Linked DNA regions of Homo sapiens: region 2 is linked to region 1. A link is an interaction called in ENCODE POLR2A ChIA-PET data of the cell type or tissue named here. Cell type or tissue: HCT116. All regions are shown on one strand. Links, peaks and the distances in the headings refer to the core of each region. The heading gives the core; the rest is flanking DNA. Region 1 overlaps RPL3 (ribosomal protein L3). Region 2 has its middle 30 kb from the start of PDGFB.

What was found. ChIA-PET counts read pairs that join two places held together with the same protein. Peaks named below come from ENCODE experiments on the same cell type or tissue, not always from the same donor. Only the 100,000 strongest peaks of a DNase experiment are listed, where the experiment ranks them.
Region 2: POLR2A ChIA-PET joins it to region 1 with 10 read pairs; 19 of 35 experiments call an interaction of 5 or more read pairs at or near these places.

What each region holds. Positions count from the first base shown.
Region 1 is chr22:39,297,798-39,313,344 of GRCh38, reverse strand. RPL3 (ribosomal protein L3) reads left to right here. Exons shown (of 10, transcript NM_000967.4): 9 at 35-154; 10 at 361-463. The coding sequence ends at 405. Among named protein-coding and RNA genes, the nearest start is that of SNORD83B, 8.3 kb to the left of the region's middle. RefSeq lists silencers at 1,847-2,308, 3,043-3,252, 15,427-15,547 and enhancers at 2,113-2,653, 3,572-4,771, 15,427-15,547, 15,344-15,547. In HCT116, for the core only: CTCF peaks have their summits at 2,279 (motif pointing right) and 3,897 (motif pointing left); DNase peaks (open chromatin) are centred at 1,687, 2,164 and 4,294; H3K4me3 peaks cover 1,411 bases; H3K27ac peaks cover 3,803 bases.
Region 2 is chr22:39,207,271-39,222,817 of GRCh38, reverse strand. No RefSeq gene overlaps it. Among named protein-coding and RNA genes, the nearest start is that of PDGFB, 30 kb to the left of the region's middle. RefSeq lists enhancers at 6,041-6,658, 7,302-8,501, 8,518-9,136, 9,137-9,756, 12,939-13,439. In HCT116, for the core only: CTCF peaks have their summits at 6,818 (motif pointing left) and 9,904; DNase peaks (open chromatin) are centred at 6,777, 8,147 and 9,917; H3K4me3 peaks cover 1,899 bases; H3K27ac peaks cover 2,412 bases.

The sequences.
Region 1 (15,547 bases), core at 1,250-6,249:
GTAATCCTAAATCCCTTCCCCTCTTGGCCCATAGTCCTTGCTGGTGCAGACGAAGCGGCGGGCTCTGGAGAAGATTGACCTTAAGTTCATTGACACCACCTCCAAGTTTGGCCATGGCCGCTTCCAGACCATGGAGGAGAAGAAAGCATTCATGGTGAGCACCTCTGCCTGCCCCCCTCGCTGGGTGTGGTGGCTTGGGCAGCCGCCTGCCTTTGGCTCCAGCCGGGGTAGGGGTGGTCTTGATGCCTTAGGCCTCTCTTGTGGCTGTGGAGACTGGCCCAGAGTCTTGGTCTCCTCTAGAGTGGGCATCTGCTGTCACCTGTCATCTTCTACCTCTGACCACTGCCTCTCTCCCCACAGGGACCACTGAAGAAAGACCGAATTGCAAAGGAAGAAGGAGCTTAATGCCAGGAACAGATTTTGCAGTTGGTGGGGTCTCAATAAAAGTTATTTTCCACTGACATCTTGCCTCTTTCTTCAGGAGAGAGGCTGGGACTGGGGAGGCAGATGGGGGCCCTTGAGGTGCCTTGTGCTCCCCAAGGCCACTGCCCTCCTTTCTGTAGCTTCGCTGGGTTTGCCTTCTGGCCTCCCACTCTGTCCCCCACCCTCAGTCCCTGGAGGGAGGTAAAAGCTGGGCCTGGTTCTGCAGCTGAGCTGTAGAAATCCAGCCTGGAGCAGTGGGCATTGTGCAAATGTTTGTCACCAGGGTGAGGCAGCTGGGTCTCTGCTGTTTGCACAGCTTGGGTGATGCCAGTGCTGTGGAGACGAGAAGGAGACAGGGAGGCCTGGATGTTCCCTGGCGCGTTTGATGCTGGTGTGCAGGCAGACCGTGGGTTTGTTACTTGTTTAAAAAGTTCATTTGGTTTTAAATTAATCCAGGGAAGGGTGGCTTCCAGTTAAGGCTTGTTCAGGTTCTTTTGTAATCTGCACCCCAAGTCTGGTACTGGGAGAACATGAACACAGGCACAGAGGTTAAGGGACTTCCCCGGCTCGGCAGCTGGAAGCCTAGTTGGAACATGTGGCAGAGGGCTGTGTCCCCTCTGGGCTGGGGTCTACCTTCTGGGACTTGGCTGGTGCAGTCCCTGTTCCCACTGGAGATGGCCCCTGTACCCCAGCCCCCTCGGGCATGGGACTTATGTGCTTTCTTGACTTGCACGTTGAGTGCCTGCTGCCCTCAGTCCCTGGAGCCCAGGATGCTGGGGTGCAGCTGCTGCTGTAAGCTGAAGGAAGCCCCCAGGCTCTGGACTGACCCCTGTGACCTGGCCTGGAGCCCGGTGATCTCGGTGAAGCCCAGCACAGACCCTGGTGCTTGGACCCACTTGCTGACTCCCCGTCTTTGCTCAAGCTGCACCTAGGCTCTACCAGGACGGGGTGTGGAATGCAGGTCCCCTGATGCTGTCGAAGCTGCTCCCTCAGACTCAAGGTGCTGTGGCTGTGAGCAGGCGCTGTGCTGTACTCCATCCCTCGCTGAGTTACTTGTGGATAGAGTCCCCAGCTGCGCCAGCTGACTGTCCACCCAGCAGTGTCTGGCAGGCCTGCTAGTCACCGGGACCCTAACTGTGTGTCTGAGTCTCTGTTTATTCGGATGGATTGGCAATAGCTGGGATCTGAGGATCAGCGTGCAGGGTGCACCTGTGGGCTCGGGGCGTGTGTGGGACTGCGGGAGAACAGTTGTGGAGATGCCCAAGTTGTCACTGTCTCCCTGTGGACCTGAGGGTGCAGGGTGAAGCACTAAAATATCTTGAAGTCGGTCGGGCGCGGTGGCTCACGCCTGTAATCCAGCACTTTGGGAGGCTGAGGTGGGCGGATCACGAGGTCAGGAGATTGAGACCACGGTGAAACACCGTCTCTACTGAAAATACAAAAAAATTAGCCTGGCGTGGTGGCAGGCGCCTGTAGTCCCAGCTACTTGGGAGGCTGAGGCAGGAGAATGGCGTGAATCCAGGAGGCGGAGCTTGCAGTGAGCCGAGATGGCGCCACTGCACTCCAGCCTGGATGACAGAGCGAGACTCCGTCTCAAAAAAAAAAAGTCATCCAGGTGCAGAGCGGATAAGTGCCATGTAGGTCCTGAGGCAGGGGCAGGTCAGAGTTGAGTTGTGTGCAGCGGGAACCTTCCCCACGTGTGTCTGTCCACCCTGCAAGTCTCCAGCTCCTTCTGAGCTTGGCTTGGGGCAGTTGGTCTCAAGGCAGAACCCTCCTTCCTGCAGCCCCTCCCATCTTTGGCTCTGCAGCCTGGGCCTAGGTGACTGGAGCTGCACTTCAGGTTGGAGCCACCAGGGGGTGAGTGCGGCACGTGCCCTGCAAGAGGGCCCTGCTAGGGGTTTTGGATTGGGCAGGGTTCCTTTCTGCATCAGGGTCTTCGGATGCCCCGCAGTCATGGGAGTCAAGTGCACAGCTGGAATGGGTCATGACCTATTGTCCCAAGGCCACCAGGCACCTTAGTGGCAGGGCCAGGTGTGAGACCTGGTTGCCTGGTCTCCTGGGTGCTGCCTCTTGTCAGTCTCCATGGTTAGATCTCGTCCTGGTGGGGATGCTGACTGGGCAGGGGTCCCAGCCTGTCCCCTCCCTTCCCCATCCCTTAGGCTGGGCCTGGAGCCCCGCTGCCTACCAGCCCAGAAAGGAAAGGGTTTGCTGGTCTGAGATGTCCTGGCCGAGCCTGGCTGCTTGTCCAGGGCTCTGTACCGAGTTCTGGGTATGGCCAGGATGACAGGACGCAAAGAACAAAGGCCCCTAGGGGTAGTCTGTCTGTCTTCCCCCAGGCTCAGGACACACACATAGGCACCCAGTACCACAGACACACCTGCAGGCTGCAAGTGGAGGCTGGCATCACACCCGTACCTATCCACATGTGCCCAAGTGCACAGAAAGCCTTTCTCACGGGCAGCCTGGCTTGACTGGGGGCTGAGCCTTTGCTGTTGACAGCCCCTCAGCCCTTCCTTGCCTGCCGTGTGTGGTGGCTCACGTCTGTAATCTCAGCACTTTGGGAGACTGATACGGGAGGATGGCTTGAGCCCAGGAGTTTGAGACAACCTAGTGAGACCTGTCTCTACAAAAGATTTAAAAGTTAGCTGGGTATGGTGGCGCGTGCCTATAGTCCCAGCTACTTGGGAGGCTGAGGTGGGAGGATCCGCTTGAGCCTGGGAGGTCAAGGCTGCAGTGAGCCATGCATGATTGCACCACTGCACTCCAGGCTGGGTGACAGAGCAAGATCCTGTCAAGAAAAAAGGCAGTTTAGAAGTGAAGACGGCTGTGAGGAAATAAAACAGGTCACTGGGATGGAGTCATGTGGGTGGGGTCGGGGAGGCCTCTCTGAGATTTGAAAGGTATCAAGGGTCCTGCCTGTGGAGCCCTGTGCTGGAACACTCACTCCCGCCAGGGAATGGTGAGTGCGAAGGCCCTGGGGTGGGACAAGGCTCCTGGGCTCCGGTATGAGCTCCTGAGGGAGGGGCTTCATGATATGGGCTCATTCCCAGCTGGATCTCCTGTCTCCCTAGCATGGAGAAGGTTTGTTGGGGGTCTCTGCATCTCTGGGCCTCGTCTGTATTGTGCGTGTGCCCCGCTGTCCCGAGCGGAGGCCTGTGGTGGGTGGGGCGGCTGCCGTGCCTGTGCATGTCACCAAGGGTACATCTCCAAGTGCCTGCTGGCATGCGCTTCCTGTCACGCTTTTCTCTCACCAGAACCCCTAGACAGGCCTCGCCGGAATCCTGCGGTGACAGAACAAGAAGTCCCATTCCATTCCTCCTGAAAAAAAGAAAAAATACCTGCTGGGAATTTCTGAGCAAGTGGGAACAGGGAGGTGGTGGCGGGAGCTGCCTTTGCCTTAAAAGGTGTGACGGAGCCAGGGACTTCGCTCAGCTCACCTGGGGATGGCCACGGGGTGTAGAGGGGTGAGTGGCTGGCCGCCACCTTGTGGGCTCACCCCAAATTGCTCTCTGCCTAGATCTTCGTTGACAGCCTTGCTGGCAGGGGCTGTGCTGCTCTGTCTCTGTCCCCCCACCCAGATGTAGCCCCATGCAGCTGGCAGCTCACCTTCCTCCCCTTGGTTCTCAACCTCGTAGCTGATAATGCAGCTACTTGCTGCAACTTCTGGGGGTCCCTCTGCCCTGCCTCCTGGGCAGTTCCCAGGAGCCCAAAGTCCCTTTCCCTTTCAGGAGCAGTCTCAGGAGCCCGGGCCAGGCCACCGACAGGAGACTGCCTGATGCAAACCTCACGGGAGGCAGGAAATTACAGTAGCCCCTACCCTCCGACACCCCCCGTGGATTCCTGAAACCGCGGATAGTACGGAACCCTCTGTGGATTAGGCTTTTTCTCTCTGATCACCAAGAGGGCTACAAAGTGACTCACGGGCGGGAACGCCTGCAGCGCGGAGACGCTGGACAGAGGAATGAGTCACGATCATCGCTGCATGATTTCATCACCCTGCTCAGAATGGCATGCAATGTCAAATTATGAATTATTTCTGAAATTTTCTCTTTAATATTTTCAGGCTGTGGCTGACTGCTGGAAACTGCAACTAAGGAAAGTGAAACCACAGATAATGGGGGCGCTGCGGTAACTCCACGGGCCTGAGAGTGAGGGAGGAAGGGAGCATCCAGGAACCATCCAGAGCCCAACCTCACCAGCCGCTCACCCACAATCAGCAGCACTCACAGGTCAAGGCAGTGCGCGGGACAGCAGGCGGCAATCATTGTGAGCATCTTGCTCTGTATTAGGCACTGAGCATTTCACACAGAGAAAAAGTCATCAGGCTCACTCCTTGAGGCAGGTTCTGTTATGATCACATTTTACAGTAAGAAACTGGGGCTTGTGGATGAATAACTTGCCCAGGGATGCTGTATGATTGGTGGGGTTGGGACGTGAGCCCAGGCATCTCTTCACCCTCACTCTAGGCTACCAGGGGTCGGTAAAGCCAATGAATGCTGCCTCAAGGGTGAAGGAGAGGGCTCATTTGTTGAGCACCTACGGTGTGCCAAGGTTTGTACTCAACTCTTTTCAGAGTTACCTTATTTTTATTTTTTGAGACAGGGTCTCACTGTGTCGCCTAGGGCTGGAGTGCGGTGGTGCGATCACGGCTCACTGCAGCCTTGACCTCCCAGGCTCGAGCAATCCTCCCACCTCAGCCTCCCGAGTAGCTGGGACTATAGGCACCCGCCACCACGCCCGGCTAATTTTTTTTTATTTTTTAGTAGAGACAGGGTTTCATCGTGTTAGCCAGGATGGTCTCGATCTCCTGACCTCGTGATCCACCTGTCTCGGCCTCCCAAAGTGCTGGGATTACAGGCATGAGCCACCGCGCCCGGCCTAATATTTGTATTTTTTGTAGAGAGTGGGTCTTGTCATGTTGCCCAGGCTGGTCTCGAACTCCTAGGCTTAAACAATCCTCCCCCCTCAGCCTCAGAAAGTGCTGGGATTAAAAGCGTTCAGCTACCTCGCCCAGCCCAGAGTTACCTTATTTATTTATTTACTTATTTTTGAGACAGAGTCTCACTCTGTTATCCAGGATGGAGTGCAGTGGCGCGATCTCAGCTCACTGCAACCTCCACCTCCCGAGTTCAAGCGATTCTTGTGCCTCAGCCTCCTGAGTAGCTGGGATTATAGGCACGCCACCACGCCTGGCTGATTTTTGTATTTTTAGTAGAGATGGGGTTTCACCATGTTGGCCAGGCTGGTCTTGAACTCCTGACCTCAGGTGATCCACCTGCCTCGGCCTCCCAAAGTGCTGGGATTACAGGTGTGAGCCACTGAGCCCCGGCATCACTTCTGTTTTCACAGGGAGGAAATTGAGGCTCAGCAAGGTTAAGTCACAGTCTCCGAGGTCAGACTCTTGGAGTGGCGAGGCGGGGATATAAAATCCAGGCTCCAGACACGAGCGCACAACCATCACACCACGCTGTCCTGGTGCAGGAGGGCTGCGAAAGCTCTGGGTGAGGACTGGAGGGACACTGTTTCCCAGCAGCCACTGCGACCCCCAATGCTCCTTGGCCCCCTACCCTCTCCCAGGCTCCTACAGTGGGCCCCTGCTTCTTTACGGATGAGGTCTCCTGGAGCCCGGTACCACAGCCAGCCCCACCCTTGCTGGGCCCTGAGCCTGCACAGCTGGTCTTCAGGTCACTGGGCTTCATGTGACTATGGAGAAGTGACCCCTCCCCACCCGGTCCCCACCAGAGTCCTGCTTAGCCCGGCAGAGGAAAACGGCTGTGAGGGAAGGCACTAAAGATAGCTGCCTCGCCAACTTCCCCATCCTACTGGCCGCTGTCTCCTCCCCAGTGGGCTTCTCCAGCAGACCTCCACCCCAGGCCATCCTTGAGCCTGGTCAGCCAGCCCGGGGCATAAGCAGGGACCCAGGCGATGGTCACCACCATGGCCGCTGTTACTGAAGACTCACGGGCCCCAGGCACTGGGCCAGGCAGGACTGTGTGCCTTACTGCACAGAAACCCCTCAACAGGGGGCAGCAAGGAGCTGCCTGTCACCCCCACTTGATAGATGGGGATCCAAGCACAGAGGAGGACCAGCTGGTGTGAAAGCCCCAGCTCATCCTCATGCCAGCAGCTGGGAACACACCTGGACATTGACACGCCACGCCATCTTCCCCCATGGCCCAGGGCCTATGGACACACTGGCTTGGCAACACCAGAGCCTATGATGAAGACACCATGTCATCCCCCATCCATCTGTGACACCATCTCCACCCGCAGCAGGAATATTTACATCAGGGAAACAGGCAGACACTAGAGATCAGGGCCATTCCTCCAGGGAGCTGCTTGTTAGACATTTACCAGCACAGCACTGACCCCAACCTTCTGTTCTGCTGGTGACACCAATGGCTGAACCCAGCTGGAAGTGGCAAGGGAGTTTAGTTGATATAGTCCCCAGAAGTCAGCATCCTGGGGCACAGAGAAGTGGGTGAAAGGGCGGCTTGAGGATCTGGAGTGACAGACACAAGATCCAGCCCAATGCCCAGTGCTTCCCTCTTGCTTCCTGGGAACCACTATTCCCAGCGTTTCTCATATACATTTAATCAGAGGCAGGACCTCCCGCCTCAGCAGCTTCCCTGGCTCCACATTGCACATTCATTTACAGCTGACCTGTGAACAATGTGGGGATCGAGGCAGTAACCCCCCATGCAGTAAAAAATCCAGGTGTAACTTTTGACTCCCCTAAAACTTAACTACTGGCCGGGCTCGGTGGCTCATGCCTATAATCCCAGCACTTTGAGAGGCCGAGGTGGGTGGATCACGAGGTCAGGAGATTGAGACCATCCTGGCTAACACAGTAAAACCCTGTCTATACTAAAAAAATACAAAAAAATTAGTTGGGTGTGGTGGTGCGTGCCTGTAGTCCCAGCTACTTGGGAGGCTGAGGCAGGAGAATGGCCTGAACCCAGGAGGTGGAGCTTGCAGTGAGCCGAGATCACGCCACTGCACTCCAGCCTGGGCGATGGAGCGAGACTCTGTCTCAAAAAAAAAAAAAAAATTTTAACACTCAGTAACTTTTTTTTTTTTTGAGACGGAGTCTCGCTCCGTCGCCCAGGGTGGAGTGTAGTGGCACCATCTCGGCTCACTGCAACCTCTGCCTCCTGGGTTCAAGAGATCCTCCTTCCTCAGCCTCCCGAGTAGCTGGGACTACAGGTGCCTGCCACCACACCCGGCTAATTTTGTATTTTTAGTAGAGACAGGGTTTCACCATGTTGGCCAGACTGGTCTCAAACTCCTGACCTCAAGTGATCCGCCCGCCTCAGCCTCCCAAAGTGCTGGGATTACAGGCATGCGACGCTGCACCCGGCCTTAACTACCAATAACTTACTGTTGACTGTGAAAACAGTTGATTAACACATATTTTGTGTGTTACGTGTATTATATACTATAGTCTTATAATAAAGTAAGGTAGAGAAAAGAAAATGTTATTAAGATAATCTGGCTGGGCATAGTGGCTCATGCCTGTAATCTCAGCACTTTGGGAGGCCAAGGCAGGCGGACCGTCTGAGGTCAGGAGTTCGAGACCAGCCTGGCCAACATGGTGAAACCCCGTCTCTACTAAAAATATAAAAATTAGCTGGGCATGGTGGCGCGCGCCTGTTATCCCAGCTACTCAGGAGGCTGAGGCATGAGAATCGCTTGAACCCAAGAGGTGGAGGTTGCAGTGAGCCGAGATCGCGCCATTGCACTCCAGCCTGGGGGACAAGAGTGAGACTCCATCTCAAAAAAAAAAAAAAAAAAAGAAGTGGAAACTCCAAGTCCAAATCCGTGTTGTTCGAGGGTCAGCTGTATTTTTTTTTTCTTGATCCAGGTTTTTGCTCTGTCGCCCAGGCTGGAGTGCAGTGGTGTAATCTCGGCTCACTGCAACCTCTGCCTCCCAGGTTCAAGAGATTCTCCTGCCTTACCCTCCCGAGTAGTTGGGATTACAGGCACAGACCACCACGCCCAGCTAATTTTAGTATTTTTAGTAGAGTTGGTGTTTCACCATGTTGGCCAGGCTGGTCTCAAACTCCTGACCTCAGGTGATCCACCCACCTTGGCCTCCCAAAGTGCTCAGATGGCAGGAGTGAGCCACTGCGCCCAGCCTTGAGGGTCAATTGTATTCATATGTCACCGTTACCAACCTTTATTAGGCACCAACAGGCATTCAAGGCTCTTCACTAGGCGGCTGCAGCCTGCCAGCTCATCCCAGGCTGCTGTGCCTCAGCCGTGCGAGACCACCAGAGTCGCCCTTCCACCTGTGCCTCGGTGTCCCTGTCTACAATCCTGGTGTGGTGCGTGGAAAAGAGCTGCCTGGGCTGGCAATTGGCAGCTCAAGGGCCAGCCCAGCTCGCAGTTATGCTTTGTTTGGTCCTCAGAGTTGCAAAAGAAAATTAAAGGGTACTGACCTTTGCTTTCACGCAGAACTCACATTTCCAGCTTCTTTAGGCAATAGGGTGATCTGGCGGCAACAGGCTGGAGCTGCAAAGCTGCTGCCCTCCCACCATGGCCCTCCCCAGCCTCTGTCTCAGGGTTACCTCTGCAGGCCTGGCAGCCAGCAGGGTCCAGCACACAGTAGGTGCTCAGTGAAGAACTGGGAGGTGGAAGAGACTGGGACAGAGGGACGAATGAAGCGCCTACCAGCCGCTCCTATGAAACCCCTGTTTGGGTGAGCTTGTTTTACACGAGGCCTTGAATTCAGGAGTTGGCAGACTTTGACCTTTTTTTATTTTTTATTTTTGAGACGGAGTCTTATTCTGTTGCCCAGGCTGGAGTGCAGTGATGCCATCCTGGCTCATCACAGCCTCGACCTTCTGGCACAAGTGATCCTCCTGCCCCAGCCTCCCAAGTAGCTGGGACTACAGGTGCATGCCACCACGCCTGGCAAATTTGTTTTTTTAGACGGAGTCTTGCTCTGTTGCCCAGGCTGGAGTGCAGTGGTGCAATCTCAGCTCACTGCAACCTCTGCCTCCTGGGTTCAAGCATTTCTTCTGCCTCAGCTTCTTGAGTAGCTGGGACTACAGGCGTGTGCCACCACGCCCAGCTAATTTTTGTATTTTTAGTAGAGACGGGTTTGACTATATTGGCCAGGCTGGTCTCCAACTCCTGACCTCGTGATCAGCCCGCCTCAGCCTCCCAAAGTTCTGAGATTACAGGCGTGAGCCACTGTGCCCAGCTCTATGCCTGGCTAATTTAAAAAAAATTATTTTGTAGAGACAGGGCCTCACTATGTCACCCAGGCTGGTTTTGAACTCCTGGGCTCAAGCAATTCTCCAGCCTCGGCCTTCCAAAGTGCTGGGATTACGGACGGACGCCACCACAACTGGCCACTACACTTTGATCTTTAAAAACCTGATCAATAGCATGAGCCTGGAAACCATCCAAAAGTCCACTGGCCCTGAGGCCATCATGCACAGCGTTGTCTCCTCGGCCTGGGAGCGTCACGTGGCAGTGCAGGTGGAGCTGGAGTCACAGACGCCCCTCACGGAGGGACCTCTCAGTGCAGAGCAAAAAGGGCAAGTTGCAGAGAAATTCCCATGTTGCAGAGAGATAGCTGTTCCCTTCTTTCGGCATGTGTGAAGGATTTTATAATTTATTAAAAACATGCAAATGGGGCCAGGCGCAGCGGCTCACGTCTGTAATCCCAGCACTTTGGGAGACTGAGGCAGGTGGATCACCTGAGGTCAGGAGTTTGAGACCAGCCTGGCCCACATGGCGAAACCCCGTTTCTACTAAAAATACAAAAATTAGCGGGGCCTGGTGGTGGGTGCCTGTAATCCCAGCTACTCAGGAGGCTGAGGCAGGAGAATCGCTTGAACCCGGGAGGTGGAGGTTGCAGTGAGCTGAGATCGCATTACTGCACTCCAGTCTGGGCGACAGAGTGATACTGTGTTTCAAAATAATAATAATAATAATACAATAAATAAATAAATAAATAAATAAATAATGAATGGCAAACCCAGTCTGCATTGGCTGCATGGCATAGTGGACAGTGACCGGGATGGGCACTGGGGTGGCCTCCTGTGCCAGCTCTCCTGAGAACTCATGGTGCAGGCTTGGTGAGGCCTGTCTGGGCCTCAGTTTCCTTGTCTGTGGCATGGGGGCTCAGGCTGAGGGAGGGCAGGGTTGCACAATTTCTCAGAGCCCTTTCAGCTGTGAGGCTGGGACTCCAAAGCTCAAAGGAAGTACAGAGTGAAAAGACTGACAGAGAGATGCTGTGGGCTCTAGCAATCAGGGAAGGCTTCCTGAAAGAGGGGGCTTGAGCTGAGCTGTGAAGGCTGAGCAATGCCCTGCCAGGGTTAACCTGAACAGGAAGGGTGGGCATTCATGATGCCAAGGAATTGATTGATGCAGGACAAGAAAGGGCTGGCCAAATTAGGGCTTAGCCTTGGAGGGTTCTTGGCTTCTCCCAGGAAAGAATTCAAGGGCGAGCAGATGGTGTTAAACAGCACCTTTCACTGAAGTGACAGTGTACAGTAGCAGCAGAGGTCTCGCTCTTCCTGGAGCAGGGGTACCCCATAGGCAGTGGGCCCAGACCAGCAGCTCAGAAGCAGGGTTGCCCTCATATTTATACCTACTTTAATTATATGCAAATGAAGGGGCGGGTTATGCAGAAATTTACAGGACAAGGGGGCAACTTCTGGGTTGTTAGGTCAATGCTATAGAAGAGGTTGGCAATTTCAGGGAGTTGCCATGGCAATGGTAAACTGATATGGCACACTGGTGGGCGTGTCTTAGGGGGAGGTGCTTCACCGACCTGTTTTAGCTAGTCCTCAATTTGGTCCAGTGTCTGAGCTGTGCCTCTGGAGTCAAGTCCGACCTCCTACCTCGGAATGAGTTTGTGAGAGAGACTTCAGGCACGCAGGCAGTGAGTTAGGGAGATATTTGCGGGTGGGCTGTGGGAGGCCTTCCCTGAGATCTTCCATTGGACCTCATCCCAGGGTACTCACTTCTCCATCCTGGATGGGTGGGTGGGCGTGGGAAGTGGATCTCATGGCTCGTTGTGCCCCATGAGCCAGGCATTGCACCTGCTCTTGTCGTGCATGGTCCATTTGCTCCTCACACCTGAGGAAGGGGGCGGCAGGCACAAAGGTCACCCCCGTTTCACAGGAGAAGAAACTGGGCTCCACAGCCAGGCTCCTCTGGGCTCGTCTACCTGGGGAGGTAGAGGAGAGGAAGCCCCTTGGGGAAGCAGGAGGCCAATGCTCAGAGCTCCTGTGTGGCCATTCTTCCTGCCCAGAATGCCATTCCCTCTTGTCTGTGGTGGGAACCCCAACTTGCCCTTCCGGGCTTGGCTCCAATGTCACCTCCTCCTGGAAGCCTTCCCTGACCCCCACCTGCATCGGGGTTGCCTGATGTTTGCTCTTTTGCACTCTCTGCTTCTCCCTCCCCACTTTGTGCTCCACGTCCATCTTCCCAGCCAAGCGGGGACCTCCTTGGGTCCCGGGTTGTGTCTGTCTTGCCTTTTTTGTACCCTCTGCACCCAGCACAGTGCTGAGCACATCGTAGGAGTTCAATGAACGTTTGTTGAAAGACCCATTGCCTGAAGGCACGCACGCATAAACTAAGAATGAATGAGGTGACTTGCCCAGGGTCACCCAGATGGTCAGGGCTGCATGGCCCTGGTGGAACAGCAGCACCCAATCCCCTCTGGCCTCCTGCCTGGTTTCCTGCTTCTGTTCTATTTTTTTTTTTTTTTGAGATGGTGTCTCCCTCTGTTGCCCAGGCTGGAGTGCAGTGGCACAATCTTGGCTCACTGCAACCTCAGTCTCCCGGGTTCGAGTGATTCTCCTGCCTCAGCCTCTGGAGTAGCTGCGATTACAGGCTCCTGCCACCACACTTGGCTAATTTTTTGTTGTTGTTGTATTTTTAGTAGAGATGGCATTTCACCATGTTGGCCAGGCTGGTCTCGAACTACTGACCTCAAATGATCCACCTGCCTCAGCCTTCCAAAGTGCTGGGATTACAGGCGTGAGCCACCGTGCCCAGCCCCACTTCTGTTCTTGATGCTCACATCTATCCTTTACCCGGCGGCCAGAGTCAAACAAACCCCTGTCAGATTGCACCCTGCCTCTGCTGCACACCCTCCATAGCTCTGCTGGATGCAGAGTGAGAGCTCAGGCCACCACAGTGCCCAGGACCCGCTCCTCCCAGGCCTCATGGCCACACAGGTCTCCTCTCTGTTCCTGCAATGCAGCAGGCTGGCCACCGCCTCGGGCGCCTTTGCACTGGCTCTCCCCGATTCTTGGAATGCTCGTCCCTGGAAATTTGCAGAGGCCACTTTCTCAGCTGCAACCTTGCTGCCCCAGGGCTCCTGACCCCGCACCCCACTCTGCCTCCTCTGTTCCAGGCACTGTCGCCTGCCACCGGCAGCAGGATGCACTTCTGTGTCATGGTCACTGCGTGTCTCCCCGAGTCCCACTAGGGCAGGGCCCTTTATTTGGGTCTCTGTTCTCCAGGCTTCCAGAGAAGGGAGGGCGGGGGAGATGTGGTCTGGAGCGCGTGAGAGACCGGGGAGAACTCCAAGGTGCAGCAACTTCCTCAAAGCAAATTTAGGAAAAGCTGAAGTGAAAAAGGCTCGGGCAGCTGCGTGCTTCCTGCAGCCGGTCCGGAGCCCAGGGCATGTGTCTGGGTCTGTGTGTGACTTGTGTGTCTGCATGTCTGTCTGTGTGAGTGTATATTGTGGGGTGGGGGGCAGTGGATTCTGGAACCAGGGACCTCTCAGAGCCTCAGGGGGCAGAGCTAGGTGGTCTCTGGCCCAGGGGCTCCAGACAGGGGTTCTGGTTCCGCAGAGCTGTGGGGCTGGGTGCTTCTGTCCTTTTCCCCTGGGGCAGAGTGACCTAAGAGGACAGGATGCGTGTAAACTCTGGAGCGGACTTTCAGGGTTCCATTCCCAGCTGCACCACTTCCTGCGTGACCTTGAGGAAGTGATTTAACCACACTGTGCCTCAGTCTCATCATCTGAGAAATGGACATGCTGAGGCTCCTGCCGCCATGCTTGGCTAATTTTAATTAACAGGCCACCTCCTGTTGTTGCCAGGATTTGATGAATGAAGGCGTGTGAGCGGCTGAGACCCACATTTGGCCGTCAGCTCACATTCACCACGGGCGTCAGTCTAAGATCCAGTGTGAGCGAGACCCAGGCCAGCCTCAGGGAGGGGGCGCCAGGCAGAGGGAGAGGCCGCCAGTGCTGTGCAGTGGTGTGAGGGCTGGGGAGGCAAGCTGGGGAGGCAAGCTGGGGAGGGGTCCCACCCCAGGCAGGGAGCCCGGAGGAAGGCGGTCTCAGGGGAGGCTGAACAGGCCAGGAAAGAGGAAGAAGAGAAAGTGGCCACAGGGACAGGGCAGCAAGGGTCAAGCCTGCAGGGGGAGAGATGGATGGGTGAGGGCTGCGAGAAACTCGGGGATACCCATGCCCAGTGGGACCAAGGGATGGGGCTGGAGTGCAGCCACATGTTCCACCTCCCCCAAGTGCCAGGCTGCATTGGACTTTGTCCTGGAGCCGTGCAGAGCCATGGGAGGTTTTTGAGCAGGGGCTCGGAGGCCTCAGCTCATGGTTTCCATCTGGTTCCAGGCTGATGGGGAGGCACCATCACAGCCCAGGTCAGGAAGGTGAGACACTCATACCAAACACTTAGAAAACAGGGCCAGAGGCCGGGCGCGGTGGCTCACGCCTGTAAACCCAGCACTTTGGGAGGCCGAGGCGGATGGATCACCTGAGGTCAGGAGTTCGAGACCAGCCTGGCCAACATGGTGAAACCCTGTGTCTACTAAAAATACAAAGAATTAGCCCGGCGTGGTGGCGGGTGCCTGTAATCCCAGCTACTCAGGAGGCTGAGGCAGAAGAATCGCTTGAACCCAGGAGGCGGAGGTTGCAGTGAGCCAAGATTACGCCATTGCACTCCAGCCTGGGCAATAAGAGCGAAACTCCATCTCAAAAAAAAAAAAAAAGCCAGAGCACCCGACTCGGTGGCTGAAAAAGTCTTAAGGGGCAAAGGGGCCTGTGAAGGTTTCCTGGCGGAGGCCCTGGAAGTGAGCCTCAGTGGAGCCAATAAGAGACCTCCTCAGCCTGCTGAGTGACTTCAGGCAAACCACTGCCCTCTCTGGTCTCAGCTCCCACCTGCCCTGGCAGGGACTCACCTGGCCCCACCCCTGTGTCTCTCTTGGGCTCTGACATTCCACGATCACAGATGGGCAAGAATGGAATCCGCCAGAGGCAGATTCAGATTCTTGATTTAGACGGAGAATCTGCCTCGGTCTCCCCCCTGCACTGTGTTGGGGGTCAGGCAGGGAGGACAATCGCGTTTGATTGTCAAAGACCTTGCAAGCCTCAGGGGCCAGCTGCCAAGGAGTGTTTTCCATTCCTGGGAGGGTGGGCCCTTCCTGCCAGGAGAAAATTCCAAACTCCCGCCAGGAAGGAGAGAGCTCCTGCCACCCCCGGTGACCACACACCCGCCGCCCAAACCCTGTGGCATCAACTGCGTTTTTTCTCTTCGTTTCCCCTCTCTTGGCCAAGGTGGAGGGAGCCTCCCTGGGCCTGGAGGAGAGGCCCTCAGCGCCTCCAGTTTGCTCAGAGGTGCCCTCTCTCTTCCCCTGTCCCTTCCTGCCTTCTCTGTTCCAGGCGCAGGCTCACAAGGTACAGGCCTTGTGAATGGCCCCCAACCAAAGCGCCTTGCTCTGCTCCTGGGTGTCTGTTAGTCTGGGTGGTGTGAAGAACATGGGGCTTCTATCCTCTGGGACAATGGGATTGTTACTTGAGAATTAAGAGCCCTCGCTCCTGAAATTAGAAGTCCTAGTTTCCATGGTCTGATCTTCGTTTGTAAGATACGCATTCCTGAAATTATTTAGTTCTACGAATTCTTGGGACTAGAATGGAAAATATCCCAGTAGTCGATGGTCCCGGAATTTTCTGGTTGTAAGAATGTGTTGTTCTAGGATTCTCTAGTTCAAAGGCACTGTGGTTCTGGAAGTCTGGATCCAGCTGTCCAGAGTTCAGATACCACACTGTGGGCCGAGGGCGCCGTAAGAGCTGGTGGGGCCCAGGGAGGAGCTGGGAAAGGGGTGGTGGCCGGGTGGCAGTGTGGCACAGGGCAGG
Region 2 (15,547 bases), core at 5,108-10,107, 94 kb after region 1:
TCACTCACTCACTTTCTTGAACCTCTGACATGTGCCTGTCACGGCCAGGAGATTTTATAGTCATTTGATTTGAATTCATCCTGGGGTTCCTAGCCCTGCCCTTGAGGAAGTAGAGTCTACCCATGGTGGTAGTGGGCCGTGCACATCAGAGGGATCTGTTTACCTGGCAGCTCCTACCCCTGCCTGCCCAATCGTGACTGGGGCCTTCCCTTCTCCCCTAAATCCCCAGTGTTCTCAGTTTCCAGGGCACAGGAGAAGGATCTGGCTGGGAGGAGGAAGAGACAACTCCACCAGGAGACGGACATCAGAAGTCAGCTGGAGAGCCCAGTGCGTGCAGCATCCTGGCAGCTACCAACAGCTGGTCTGTGCCATGGATTGCTGCAGGCACTTCCGAGGCCTGGGTGCCCATTTCCTGGGTGCCATCCCATACAGCAGCGCAGCAGAGTCCGTGGGCCTTCCAGGGGCCCGGTGGGCTTTTTCAAGGTCTTAATGTTGCCAGGCTAAAATGGCATTCTTCCAGAAACCCCTTTGCTGGAGAGAAAGCATTCTTTTCTTCATGCCTTTCCACTGCACTGTTGGCTGTAATACAGATGTGATGTCTGGTGCTCAAGCAGCCATGTTGAGCCATGAGGTGAAAGCCACATGCTGAGGATTATGGAGCAAGATGGAAGGCAGGGTCCCCAATACCTGGGCTGCCTTGTTCAGGAGCTTTCACGGAAGAAAGAAACTTCTTTCTGTTTGAGCTACTCTGGTTTTGGGTTTTCTGTCCCTTGCAACTGAACCTAATCCTAATAGCCCCGTTTACTTTGGGAGAGAGAGAACATGGCTGCTGGGCTGGTCCTTTTCTCTCCTACCCTCCTCAGGCACTCAGCTTCACCTTGCGAACTCTTAGGAACTCTCCTCTGTTCACTCAGATCCTCATTTCCCCAAGGTGTCTTCTTGGTCCCGGCCCTCAGCCTTCAACCAGAGCGTGGAGCTGTAGCTTTCTTTGGACAGCAATTTTTGCTTTTGTAAAATAATAAAATGTGAAACATTTACTGCTACTAAAGTAAACTATCCGTGAGCTCCTAGTACACATAAGACCGTTTTTGAGGGATGAAGGAGATAACAGACAGGACAGGGACAGCACGCAGGCTTAGGGAGGGCACGCAGGCTTAGGGAGAGCATGCAGCTGCTGGTGGCTAGGTCCAAGCTCCACCCTTTCCTCCTCTGCTGACACCATGTCTGGTGTGTTTCCAGTATTTTAAAGTGTCAGCTCAGGAACCCCAGAACCCCAACACCTGTCCATGTACTTGGGTGACAGCCTTGACCCGGCCACATTGTTACTGATGATCCTGGGGAAGTCCCTGCTTCTCCCCAATCTCAGAGGAGCTGTGACTCACCCCTATGCTGCCTTCAGGCATCCATGCAAGTGACACCCATCCTGTCCCACCTGCCCCTGCCCCAAGCCCCCCTTTCTCACTCTGCTCTGTTGATCTCTGTAGCATCTGGCCTCATCTGGCTCACTCCACGTGTATATCTCTCCTCATCTCCCTTCTCCACTCCCCATGGAAACTCCACCTGGAGTTACCTTGTTCACTACTCTGTCCTCAGAGCCTAGAACAGTGCCTCGTACCTAGTAGGCACTCGACCAGCCTGTCAAATGAAGCAACATACAAATCTGTTATTGGAGCAATCAAGTATGTTGGCTCCAAGTCACAGCCTGCCTGGCTGGTCTTCATCACACACACTATGGTGTGGCTGGAAAATGCAAGACTCTGAGTGTGTCACTACAGATAAAATATTTCAACTTCTTGGCAAGCTCCACACTTAGCACACCCTCTTCCTTGATTGGGAAATCCTGGAGGGTTGGGATCATGTTTAATTCACCTTCTAAGTCTATCTAGCCATTGTCTCTCTCCATGTCTATACTTCTTCATCTACCCACCTGTCCATTCACCTACCCGCCCACCCACCCATCTGCGTATTTATCCATCCATCCATCCATCCATCCATCCATCCATCCATCCACCTGTCCATCCATCCACCCATCCACCCGCCCATCCACCCACCCATCTACCTATCCGTCCGTCCAACCATCCGTCTACCTGCCTACCTGTCCATCCATCCATCCGTCTACCTGTCCACCTGTCCATCCATCCATCCGTCCATCCATCCGTGCATCCATCCATCCATCCATCCATCTACCTGTCCATCCATCCATCCATCTGTCCATCCCTCTGTCCGTCTACCTGTCCACCTGTCCATCCATCCATCCATCCACCTGTCCACCTGCCCATCCATCCATCCATCCATCCATCCACCTGTCCATCCATCCATCCATCTATCCATCCATCCATCCATCCATCCATCCATCCATCTACCTGTCCATCCATCCATCCATCCGTCCATCCATCTGTCCATCCACCTGTCCATCCATCCATCCATCCATCCATCCATCCATCTACCTGTCCATCCATCCATCCATCCATCCATCCATCCATCCATCCTCTTTCTTCCTCCCTTTTCTATTTTTCACCCTCACTTACTCCCAGGCTCTGTTGTTGTCACCTTGTTCTATTACCTCTGAGGAGGTTGGTGCCACAGAGGAGACAACACATCAGACCCCCATTGCTCACTCCTTCTGTGTGACCTTACGGAACTGTTGCACAGGTTAGAGACATGAGGATTGAGCACTGCCCCTGGCACATATTTGGCCTTTGGTCAATGGTAGGAGTTGTCATCTTTTTCCTCTCAGCATCCTGAAACTGGCTGATCACAGCATGGTGGACTAAAGATGGAAACAATGGAAAGAATGAACACAAAATCACAGAGGATTAAGAGCTCAGCTGCAGTCAGTGTGTGCATGCATACTCAGGCACCGTCCCGTTATTCTGCTCAATTAAGTTGATGATACTTGTCATGTGGGGCAAGTGAGCCCCAGATTGGGGCTTACCCCAGGAAGGTTCTTGGCTTTGCTCAGGAAAGAATCCAAGAGTGAGCTGATAGGGGAAGAAAACATCTCTATTGAAGTGGAAGTGTTAACAGTTCTGAGACTGCTCCTGCAGAGCAGGGCTACTCCAAGGTCAGTATGCTGAGGGTAGCAGCTCAGGAGCAATTATGCAGTCATATTTATACCCACTTAATTATATGCAAATTACGGGGAAAATTATGCAGAAATTTCTAGATAAAGGGCAGTAACTTCCGGGTCATGGGTCGTTGCCATGGAAAGAGGCATTAATGTCTGGATGTTGCCATGGCAATGGTAAAGTGACAAGGCACACTGATGGGTGTGTCTTATGGAAAGGTGCTTTTGCCTCTTCCTTGTTTTAGCTAGTCCTCAATCTGGTCCAGTGTCGAGTCTTGCCTCCTGCCTCACTTCCAGTCCTCCTGTTACAGATGAAGAAACAAGGGAAACAAGGGCTCAGCAAGGTTCACCCCCACCACCGGCTTCCCGTTACACAGTTATTTCTCCTGTAAATGTGGTAAACGACCAAGTCCACAGTCCCCCTGTGGGGAGATTCACGGCGCAGACTCCAGGTGTAACGTCAGGTCTTCCTTCATTGAGGGAGGTCTGGGTTTGCAAACTAACTCGGGTCTGGGACTGGGGGAGGGAATGCGTGCCTCTGTCCGGGGGACAGTGGGGGAGGGGGTCTCAAGTCGGACCCCTGTTTACCAAACCCAGGCCTTTCTGGTTGTAAAAGCCACAGGTCCTTGTAGGGTCCCATCCATTTTTGCCCTTGGGAACTTGTGATCCATTAGATCCACGAATCCCTTAGATCCACGAATCCCTTAGATCCACGAATCCCTGTTGGTCAGTCTGTTGGGACAGCGACCTGGTCCTGTGCCTGTTTTTTCTTTTTAAATTATTATTATTTTTTTTATTACACTTTAAGTTCTAGGGTACATGTGCACAACGTGCAGGTTTGTTACATAGGTACACATGTGCCATGTTGGTTTGCTGCACCCATCAACTCATCATTTACATTATGTATTTCTCCTAATGCTATCCCTCCCTCAGCCCCCAACCCCACGGCAGGTCCTGGTGAGTGATGTTCCCCACCCTGTGTCAAAGTGTTCTCATTGTTCAATTCCCACCTATGAGTGAGAACATGCGGTGTTTGGTTTTCTGTCCTTGTGATAGTTTGCTGAGAATGACGGTTTCCAGCTTCATCCATGTCCCTGCAAAGGACATGAACTCATCCTTTTTTATGGCTGCATAGTATTCCATAGTATATATGTGCCACATTTTCTTAACCAGTCTAACATTGATGGACATTTGGGTTGGTTCCAAGTCTTTGCTATTGTGAATAGTGCCACAATAAACGTACGTGTGCACGTGTCTTTATAGTAGCATGATTTATAATCCTTTGGGTATATACCAGTAATGGGATCACTGGGTAAAATGGTATTTCTAGTTTTGGATCCTTGAGGAATTGCCACACAGTCTTCCACAATGGTTGAACTAATTTACACTCCCACCAACCATGTAAAAGTGTTCCTATTTCTCCACATCCTCTCCAGCATCTGTTGTTTCCTGACTTTTTAATGATCACCATTCTAACTGGTGTGAGATGGTATCTCATTGTGATTTTGATTTGCAATTCTCTGATGACCAGTGATGATGAGCATTTTTTCATGTATCTGTGGGCTGTATAAATGTCTTCTTTGGAGAAGTGTGTGTTCATATCCTTTACCCATTTTTTGATGGAGTTGTTTGTTTTTTTTTCCTGTAAATTTGCTTAAGTTCTTTGTAGATTCTGGATATTAGCCCTTTGTCAGATGGGTAGATTGCAAAAATTTTTTCCCATTCTGTAGTTTGCCTGTTCACTCTGATGGTAGTTTCTTTTGCTGTGCAGAAGCTCTTTAGTTTAATTAGATCCCATTTGTCTATTTTGGCTTTTGTTGCCGTTGCTTTTGGTGTTTTAGTCGTGAAGTCCTTGCCCATGCTTATGTCCTGAATGGTATTGCCTAGGTTTTCTTCTAGGGTTTTTAATGGTTTTAGGTTTAACATTTAAGACTATAATCCACCTTGAATTAATTTTTGTAAAAGGTGTAAGGAAGGGATCCAGTTTCAGCTTTCTACATATGGCTAGCCAGTTTTCCCAGCACCATTTATTAAATAGGGAATCCTTCCCCCTTTTCTTGTTTTTGTCAGGTTTGTCAAAGATCAGATGGTTGTAGATGTGTGGTGTTATTTCTGAGGCCTCTGTTCTGTTCCATTGGTCTATATCTCTGTTTTGGTACCAGTACCATGCTGTTTTGATTACTGTAGCCTTGTAGTATAGTTTGAAGTCAGGTAGCATGATGCCTCCAGCTTTGTTCTTTTGGCTTAGGATTGTCTTGGCAATGTGGGCTCTTTTTTGGTTCCATATGAACTTTAAAGTAGTTTTTTCCAATACTGTGAAGAAAGTCATTTGTAGCTTGATGGAGATGACACTGAATCTATAAATTACCTTGGGCAGTATGGCCATTTTCACGATAATGATTCTTCCTATCCATGAGCATGGAATGTTCTTCCATTTGTTTGTGTCCTCTTTTATTTCGTTGAGCAGTGGTTTCTAGTTCTCCTTGAAGATGTCCTTCACATCCCTTGTAAGTTGGATTCCTAGGGAATTGTGAATGGGAGTTCACTCATGATTTGGCTCTCTGTTTGTCTGTTATTAGTATATAGGAATGCTTGTGATTTTTGCACATTGATTTTGTATCCTGAGACTTTGCTGAAGTTGCTTATCAGCTTAAGGAGATTTTGGGCTAAGACAATGGGGTTTTCTAAATATACAATTATGTCATCTGCAAACAGGGACAATTTGACTTCCTCTTTTCCTAGTTGAATACCCTTTATTTCTTTCTCTTGCCTGATTGCCCTGGCCAGAACTTTCAACACTATGTTGAATAGGAGTGGTGAGAGAGGGCATCCCTGTCTCGTGCCAGTTTTCAAAGGGAATGCTTCCAGTTTTTGCCCATTCAGTATGATATTGGCTGTGGGTTTGTCATAAATAGCTCTTACTATTTATTATTCATATTCTTATTATTTATATTTCACTAATCCCTGTTGGTCAGGCTGTTGGGACAGTGACCTGGTCCTGTGCCTGTTTTTATTTTTTTTATTTTTTTTATTTTTTATTTTTTAGACAGAGTTCCGTTCTTGTCACCCAGACTGGAGTGCAATGGTGCAATCTCAGCTCACTGCAACTTCTACCTCCTCGGTTCAAGCAATTCTCCTGTCTCAGCCTCCCAAAGTAGCTGGCGCCTGCCACCATGCCCAGCTAATTTTTTGTATGTTTAGTTGAGACAGGGTGTCACCATGTTGGTCAGGCTAGTCTCGAACTCCTAACCTCAGGTGATCACCCTCCTCGGGCTCCCAAAGTGCTAGGATTAAAGGCGTGTGCCACAGCACCCGGCCCTGTGCCTGTGACAGTGATGCACCCCCACCACCCCTGGCAGTCACTGCTGCCTCGGGCTTCTGTCATCTCAGGTCTTGGTTTCCACTCCAGAAATCCAGAGGCAGGCCACTGGCCAGACACCTTCCCTGGACACTAACACATTCCGAAGGGTGTTGGGCCCTCTGCAAGGTGGCTCGCCGTGTGGGTGTAGGGCCGGTACTTTGGGTCCTTGGGCATTGTGGTAAAGGGTCATCCATGCTCAGTCCATTCCTCTGGCTCTGTCATGCCTTGGTGTCTCTGTCATCTCCAGGTTGGGGGGGGGGGGGGCAACCTCTGCGTTGGCCTTCACCTCACCTGCCAGCCGACAAAGCAGTGGTAGAAACAATCAGGGCCGCCCCCCGCTGATGAAGTTGGCACCTTGGATGCAGGGCCCCCTGTTGGTGGAGCAGCATGGATACATTCAGCCCCATCCAAAGCTGCATTCGCTCCTCCTTGACGTATGTCCTCAGAACCCACTCACACATCTCCCCCAGATGTCTGATGATAGGAAATGACATTCTACACAGGTTTTGGTTTGAGATTGCTATTTAATCTCGCCCCTCAGGGCCTCCTGCCACCTGACTCCAGCTGAAGACTCTGAGGATGGGGGCCACATGAGGGTGATTACAGGGTCCCTTCTTCGGCAGGACCAGCCGCATCAGACAGCGAAGAGGAGCTGCTCAGCTGGCAAGGGGACTTGGCGGGGAGTGAGGGTTCAGGGTGTTCCAATCAGCCAGAATCCTCCTTAGAGCTGGTGAGGCCATGGCATCGCTCATGATGTAATTCACCATTCTGTAGGCTCGAATTTTGAGTTTCATTTTTGGCTGTCTCAGTCTTACCACAGTGAGAATTAGGAAACATTTTTACTGCAGTTATAGAAGTCCTTCGTTTTCTTTCTTCCCTTATTTTTTATTTTTTAGTTTTTTTGTTTTTAAGACAGGTTCTTGCTCTGTCACTCAGGCTGGAGTGCAGTGGTGTGATCAAAGCTCACTGCAGTCTCGATTTCCCCGACTCAAGCCATTCTCCCGCCTCAGCCTCCCAAGTAGCTAGGACTACAGGTGCACACACCATGCCTGGCTGATATATATATTTTTAAACTTTTTAGTAGAAAAAAGTAAAAACAGGGTCTTTACTTAGTAGAGATGGGGGTCTCACTATGTTGCCCAGGTTGGTCTCGAACTCCTGAGCAAAAGTGATCCTCCTGCCTCGGCCTCGCAAAGTACCGGGATTACAGGCATGAGGTACTGCACCTGGCCCAGAAGTCCTCAGTTTTTGATCTGGGTCTTGAGCCAAGAATTTAGGAATTTAGGAGACGGGCTTCTGCATCTTTAACAGTGCAGTGCTGTAGAGCCCATTCAGTCTAATTCCTCATTCCTTTCATTCTTTTCTAAGGCAATGAATTCTCAATGAAGCTTTGTTTTCAACGGGCTCTTCCTTCCCGGTGACTCCAGGTGGCAAATCTGACATTCTGCTTCCCCTGCATGCCATGGCTTCCAGATCTGAGCCCTTATGATGTGCTGAATTTTTACTGACTTCAGCCCCAAGCAGTCCAGATAACCAATTCCAGCTTCTCCGAGCTTCCTCCAACATCCACTGCCTGTAACCACTCCTGACACCAACTTCTATATAAGGCAAGGTTCTTAGTTGCAGGTAACATAAACCAGCTCCGGTTAACTTATAAAGAAACGGATGTTCAAAGAATGGATATTGAAAAGGATATTCAAAGAATTCCAGGTGACTCATGCATTGCTGAGCAGGCTTGGAGACCTGGTTTTGTGGTATGCAAACAGGATCAGTCCTCTCCAATGCAGCCTGAGGTCAGTGCTCTGAACACCTGTTTGACACTGCAGCCCCTGTGACTGGCACCTTCCAACTGAATACCCAGCACTGGGCACTGTGGCTCCACGGCTCAGCCAGGGAGACGCTCTGCTTCTTTGCAGCACTAATTTTGTTGTTCAGTCTTGAGTTGGTGTGCCTGACTGGTGAGCCTCACAGACTTCAGCTGTGTCTGAGAAAGGGCGTAGTGGGGATTTTTAGTTTCTAGGCGGGCGGGCGGGGGGTGGTCCCTGGGTCCACAGCCTACAAGGTGCGGTTCAGACGGTGTGTGGTCAAAACAACGAAACGTAAGTGGAATGTCTGTTTCATTCTGTACCACGTTTCTTCCATTTCTTCCAGCTGAGCACAGGATGAGGCTGCCTGCCCAGATAGCTGTCCCTTCTGACTTAGGATCTCTTTGGCTGTACATTGAAGGATGAAGAAGTGTGTAGCTGTTTTACCTATGACTGGATTCCCAGATCCTAGCTCAGCTGCGGACACACCATGGGCACTCACTTCATGTTGTTAGGTGATGGAACATGTCTTGTGGGGACAGGACTAAGGGTGAGACACCTGCCCCAGGTGCAAAGGTTAAAGGGGCACCAAAAATTCTCAGTGATCAAAATAAGTCATCATTTCATGCAATATGTATATATTTTTTGAGGCAGAGTCGTGCTCTGTCACCCAAGCTGGAGTGCAGTAGCGTGATCTCAGCTCACTGCAACCTTCGCCTCCTGGGTTCAAGTGATTCTTGTGCTTCAGCTGCCTGCGTAGCTGGGACCACAGGCACATGCCACCACACCTGGCTAATTTTTGTATTTTTAGGACAGACAGGGTTTTGCCATGTTGGCCAGGCTGGTCTCAAACTCCTGACCTCAATGATCTGCCTGCTTCAGCCCCCTGAAGTGCTGGAATTACAGGCGTGAGCCACCACGCTCAGCCTCATGCAGTATTTTAAGAAATCAAAATTAATGCAAACAAGTTCACCACGAGCCAGTCCGGGAGTGGTGGCTCATGCCTGTAATCCCAGCACTTTGGGAGGCCGAGGTGGGCAGATACTTGAGGTCAGGAATTTGAGACCAGTCTGGCCAACATGGTGAAACCCCGTCTCTACTAAAAACACAAAAATTAGCCAGACATGGTGGCGGGCGCTTGTAATCCCAGCTACTTGAGAGGCTGAGGCAGGAGAATCGCTTGAACCTGGGAGGCGGAGGTTGTAGTGAGCTAAGATTGCACCACTGCACTCAAGCCTGGGTGAGCGAGACTCCAACTCAAAAAAAAAAAAAAAAAAAAAAAAAAGAAAGAAAGAAAAAAAATTTACCATGAGCCAAAATTTCAAAATTTCACTTCAAGACAGGAGTTGAAACGAGCACTTACACAATGCCTCGCTCGCCTCACTCTAATCTTGGCTTTGTCAGATCCTGTCTTGTTTTAAAATGTTGTGCTCCGGGTGTGTGCCTGGCTTGCCTCACCGCAGCCCGGGCCCTGCTGACCCAGCTCCATGTTCACTGTCCTTTCTTCTTCCTTCTGTGGCCTTGGTTTTGGGTCCTCACTCTCTTTTGACCCAACCATTGAGAAACTCCTCTGGGGTTCCTTCTCCTCACCCCGGACTATCCCACCATGAGCCACGTCACTCTCTGCTGCCCCCTTAGGCTTCTTGACACAGAGTAGTCAAGCCACTCCCTTGCTCATAACCTTCTATGACTTCTGACCCCAGGCGAGGCTCACACTCACCAACAAGGCATGCAGAACCCTCTGTGGTCAGCCCAGGGAGGCTTCTTCCTCCCAAGCCTCCCCGCCTGTCACCTGCCCTCCTCCTCCATATCCAGGCCGTGCCTTTCTCCACATCTGTACTTCACTGACTATCTTCAAAGTCAACCTCAAATTCACTAGAAAACCGCCCCTGGAGGAATGTAAAATGGTATAGCCACTGTGGAAAACAGCAGGGTGGTTCCCCAGAAACATTCACACAGAATTACGATATGACCCAGCAATCCCACTTCTGGGTAGATACCCCAAAGAACTTAAAACAGGGTCTCGAAGAAATATTTGCACACCCAGGTTCACAGTGGAATGATTCACAATAGCCAAAAGGTGGAAGCATGGCCGGGCACGGTGGTTCACGCCTGTGCTCCCAGCACTTTGGGAGGTTGAGGCAGGCGGATCACCTGAGGTCAGGAGTTCGAGAGTTGGCCAGCCAACTCTCTGTTGTTCAGCCTGGCCAACAGAGTGAAACCCTGTCTCCACTAAAAATACAAAAATTAGCCGGGCGTGGTGGCGGCCACCTGTAATTCCAGCTACTCGACAGGCTGAGGCAGGAGAACCACTTGAACTTGGGAGGTGGAGGTTGCAGCGAGCCAAGATCGCGCCACTGCACTCCAGCCTGGGTGACAGAGCGATATTCCATTTTGGTATTGCTAGAAAGAAATACCAGAGGCTGGGCAATTTATAAAGATGAGGTTTCATTGGCTCACAGTTCTGCAGGCTGTACCAGCATGGCGCCAGTGTCTGCTCCTGGTGAGGCCTTACGGACGTTACAATAACGGCGGAAGGCAAAGGCGGAGCAGGCATGTCGCATGGTGAGAGCAGAAGCACGAGAGAGTGGGGGGCAGGGGTGCCACAGACTTTTTTTTTTTTTTTTTTTTTTTTGAGACGGAGTCTCGCTCTGTCGCCCAGGCCGGACTGCGGACTGCAGTGGCGCAATCTTGGCTCACTGCAAGCTCCGCTTCCCGGGTTCACGCCATTCTCCTGCCTCAGCCTCCCGAGTAGCTGGGACTACAGGCGCCCGCCACCGCGCCCGGCTAATTTTTTGTATTTTTAGTAGAGACGGGTTTCACCTTGTTAGCCAGGATGGTCTCGATCTCCTGACCTCGTGATCCACCCGCCTCGGCCTCCCAAAGTGCTGGGATTACAGGCGTGAGCCACCGCGCCCGGCCGCCACAGACTTTTTTAAAATTTTTTTTTCTTTTGAGAAGGAGGCTTGCTCTGTTGCCCAGTCTTGCTGTGTCGCCCAGGCTGGAGTGCAGTGGCGCGATCTCGGCTCACTGTAATCTCCACCTCCTGGGTTCACACCATTCTCCTGCCTCAGCCTCCCTAGTAGCTGGGACTACAGGCGCCTGCCACTGTGTCCGGCTACTTTCTTGTGTATTTTTAGTAGAGACAGGGTTTCACCATGTTGGCCAGGCAGGTCTCGAACTCCTGACCTCAAGTGATCCGCCTGCCTCGGCCTCCCAAAGTGCTGGGATTAAAGGCATGAGCCACCACACCCAGCCTACATTTCCACATGATTTTAGAGGGAACAAACATCCAAACTATATCAACGTACAATGGAATATTATTTAACCTTCAAAAGGAAGGAAATCCTGGGATATGCTGCAACATGGAAGAACCTTAAGGACATTCTGCTAAGTGAAAGAAGCCATTCACAAAAGTGCCAGTGCTGTATGATTCCATCATATGATATAATTAGATTAGTCAAAATTATAGAGACAAAAAGTAGAATGGTGGTTGCCAGAGGCTGGGAGGGGGGATTGCGGAGTTAGCGTTTAATGGATACAGAGTTTCAGTTTTACAAAATGAAAATAGTTCTGGAGACAATGGGGGCGATGGTCACGCAACATTATGAATGTACTTAATACTACGAACTGTACACTTAAAACAGTTACAATGGCACATTTTTTTTTTTTTTTAGACAGAGTCTCCCTCTGTCGCCCAGGCTGGAGTGCAGTGGCCCAATCTCGACTCACTGTAACCTCCATCTCCCGGGTTCAAGCAATATTTCTGCCTCAGCCTCCCGAGTAGCTGGGACTACAGGCACACGCCACCACCCGTCTAATTTTTGTATTTTTCATAGAGACAAGGTTTCACCATATTGGCTAGGCTGGTCTCGAACTCCTGACCTTGTGATCTGCCTGCCTCAGCCTCCCAAAGTGCTGGGATTACAGGCATGAGTCACTGCACCTGGCTTACAATGGTAAATTTTTTGTTATGTGTATTTTAACACAGTAAGTGCAGGCGCAGTGGCTCACGTCTGTAATCCCTGCATTTTGGGAGGCCGAGGCAGGCAGATCACTTGAGTTCAGGAGTTCAAGACCAGCCAGGGAAACGTGGCGAAACCCTGTCTCTACTAAAAATACAAAAATGAGCCGGGCATGGTGGTGGGCACCTGTAGTCCCAGCTACTCGGGAGGCTGAGGCAGGAGAACTGCTTGAACCTGGAAGGTGGAGGTTGCAGTGAGCCGAGATCATGTCACTGCACTCCAGCCTGGGCAATAGAGTGAGACGCTATCTCAAACAAACAAACAAACAAAAATACAATAAAAAGTTGGGGAAAGAAATAAGAAAAAAAAAAACCTGCTCCTGCAGCTCTCTGGCCAGAAGTGAGGTTTTTCTTCTCTGAATGCATTCAAACATTCTACCCAAGATCTCCTTGAATTAGGAAGGCACTGGGTGCCAAAGTCTGTCTTTGAGGTCAGGATCTGCGCCTGTGCCTCCTAAGGCCTGCCTTGGTGCCTGGGGCCTGCAGACGCTGGACGGATGAAGGAACCAATGGCAGGGGCTCAGCCCATAGCTCTGGGCAAAGCTCTCCAGTGCACAGCGGCCACATGGAGCTCTGCATGGTGCAGTCACCTGTCAGTACCTGGGCACTCAAGTACCCTGACCTGCACACTCAGAGCCAAGAGACGGCAGGTGCAGGTGAGGCGGATGTAACTGACACCCGGCAGCAGCCCCGTGCATTTGAGGCCTCTGGTGACCTGCAGGCGGCAGAGTGGTGAGGAACCCAGGTTTGGGTCTAGGTGCCAGCTCTGCTGTTTGCTAGCTTTGTCTCCTTGTCTGCTAAATTGGCAGAGAATCGTCTCAGCTTTATGAGATTGTGTGAGGATCAAATGGGACTATGCCTGGGAACTGCTTCCTGTGGCAATTTTTGGGAGGGCAGACCCTGCCCAGCAGCCATCCCTCCTTATTTCTCTTGCTAAACAGAGCCCTGGTCTGCTTATGGAACCAGCTGAAATGCTGCGATCTCAGTGCCAGAGGCTGGTCTCATCAGTCCTGGGCATCTGATTCTCCTGGACCGATGGTGGGTCTGAGTGTGGCCATATAACGGCACTCTGGCTAATGAGACATGAGAGGAAGTCTGTGGGGTGTGCAGGGAGGGTGACAGTGGGGACTCATCCTCATCAGAAGACAGAGACTTCCAGGGAGACTGCCCTTTCCTTGTTTCCCTTCTTCCTGCCTTGAATGCAGATGTGACAGTTGGCGGGTCAGCAGCCATTCTGTAGTAATGAGATGATAAGGATGACAAAGAGATTGCAGGAAATCCAGCCCTGCCATCATCAAGGCAAGCGTTACTGCCTCCTGATTTCTTGTTATGGAAGAAAGATTAACGCCTATTTTTCTTCCCTAAACCACTATAAATTGGATTTTTCTTTGACCTGACACCAAACACATTCCTATAGAATTCACTGCCACACAGCCGAGTAAATGTTTGCTTTTACCTGGCTTTTACAACTCTCTGAGCTTCCCACCATCTAGAAGATGAAAGTAGGGTGGGTGAGGTGGCTCACGCCTGTAATCCCAGCACTTTGGGAGGCTGAGGCAGGTGGATCATTTGAGACCAGGAGTTCGAGACCAGCCTGGCCAACATGGTGAAACCCCGTCTCTACTAAAAATACAAAAATTAGCCAGGCATGGTGGCACACGCTTGTAATCCCAGCTACTCAGGAGGCTGAAGCAGGAGAATCACTTGAACCCGGGAGGTGGAGGTTGCAGTGAGCCAAGATTGCACCACTGCACTCCAGCCTGGGCCAGAGAGTGAGACTCTTGTCTCAAAAAAAAAAAAAAAAGAAAGAAAGAAAGAAAGAAAATGAAGGCAGAGACATCTGTCCCCATAGACTATTGTGAGGATTAAAGGAGCTAGGGGCTGTGAAATTACTCTGTGGACTGTGAAGGCTTCAGCTGAGGAGGACTAATGTGGCCTTTCTCCCGGAGACCAGGGCTTCCTTGAGTGAGGATGAAATAAACTGTAGCCAGAGAGAAGAAAGCAACAGGCATGTTTCGGAGCAGAGTCCCGGGCCCAGCTGTCGAGCAGGCCTCACTGCTCCCTCACCTGTTTCTGGGACAGGAGACATGGTTTGAGGGCAGCATGATGGTTGGTCAAGTGCTTGAATTCTGGAGCCCAGCTGTCTCTGCTCCTCCTTAAGCAAGGCCACAGACTGCGTATCCCCTCCTCGGACCCCCACAGCTGCCCACGTGCCCTCATCCCCTCATCAGAGCCCTTGTCCCCACCCTAGGTTGTCATTGCCTGTTTGCCTTGTGCTCCCTGAGACAGGGACTGAGGGTGTCCTCTTCACCCTCACACCTGGCACAGTGAACTTGACCTTGAGGCTGGCCAGACTGCGGCAGGGAAGTGAGTATGGCCAGGGCAGGAGGCAGGACAGGCAGGACCATGTCCTGGGAGAAGGGCGGGGCAGGCTGGGGACATGAGGGTGCAGGGGTGAGGGGTCAGATAGTGGTGACTTTGAGTGCGTGAGAGAGGAGGGGCTCGGTGCCCTGGGTTCTGGCAGGATGGCAAGACCACCTCTCCTCTCCTGAAGAATCAGGCAGTGACTTGGAAGCTGGTTTGGGAGATTGGAGGAGTGACAGCAGGACCATGATCCTGTGGGATGGTACCTGCTACGTACCAAGTCTTGTGTTCGTTCTGGGGATGCAGCTGTGCCCCAGACAAGGATCCTGTCCATGGAAACTCACAGCCTAGCGGCGGAAGAGGGCAACGGAGTGGATGGAGGAATATACCCCTCACACTGAGGTTCAAAGCTGGTAGGTGCCGAAGGGCACTCACTGCAGACCTACTGTGCACCAGCACTACTGAGTCAGGATCTCCGTTCTCTGGGAGCTCAGCTGCAGGGAACAACACTGTGTGTGCATGTTTGCACCCCCTCTCTGTGGGTCTGTGGTGAGTGGCCAGTGTGTGTTCGTGTGTGTACAGCTGTCTGTGGGTGTGGCTGGGAGCTTTTGCACCTGTGAGTATGTCTGTGTTTTGCTGGTAGTATTGTGTGTGTGTGTGTGTGTGTGTGTGTGTAGGAAGGGAGCAGGCATCTGCAGCAGAAGCTGAGGTCTCAGGTCTTGGGGGTTTCTCCCACACACCTGCCCCTTGGCCATGGGGTGGGGTGGGGTGCCCCGAACGCCCTGATACTTTGTGGGAAGAAGGCTGGGCACAGCGGGAATGTTTGGTTTCCTGGGTGAAGGCGGAGCTGGCCGTCTTCCCATGACAGATGTAGGAATGTTTCTGCTATTCAAGGCGGAAGCAGGGGTGTGGGGGCCGCCTGAGGC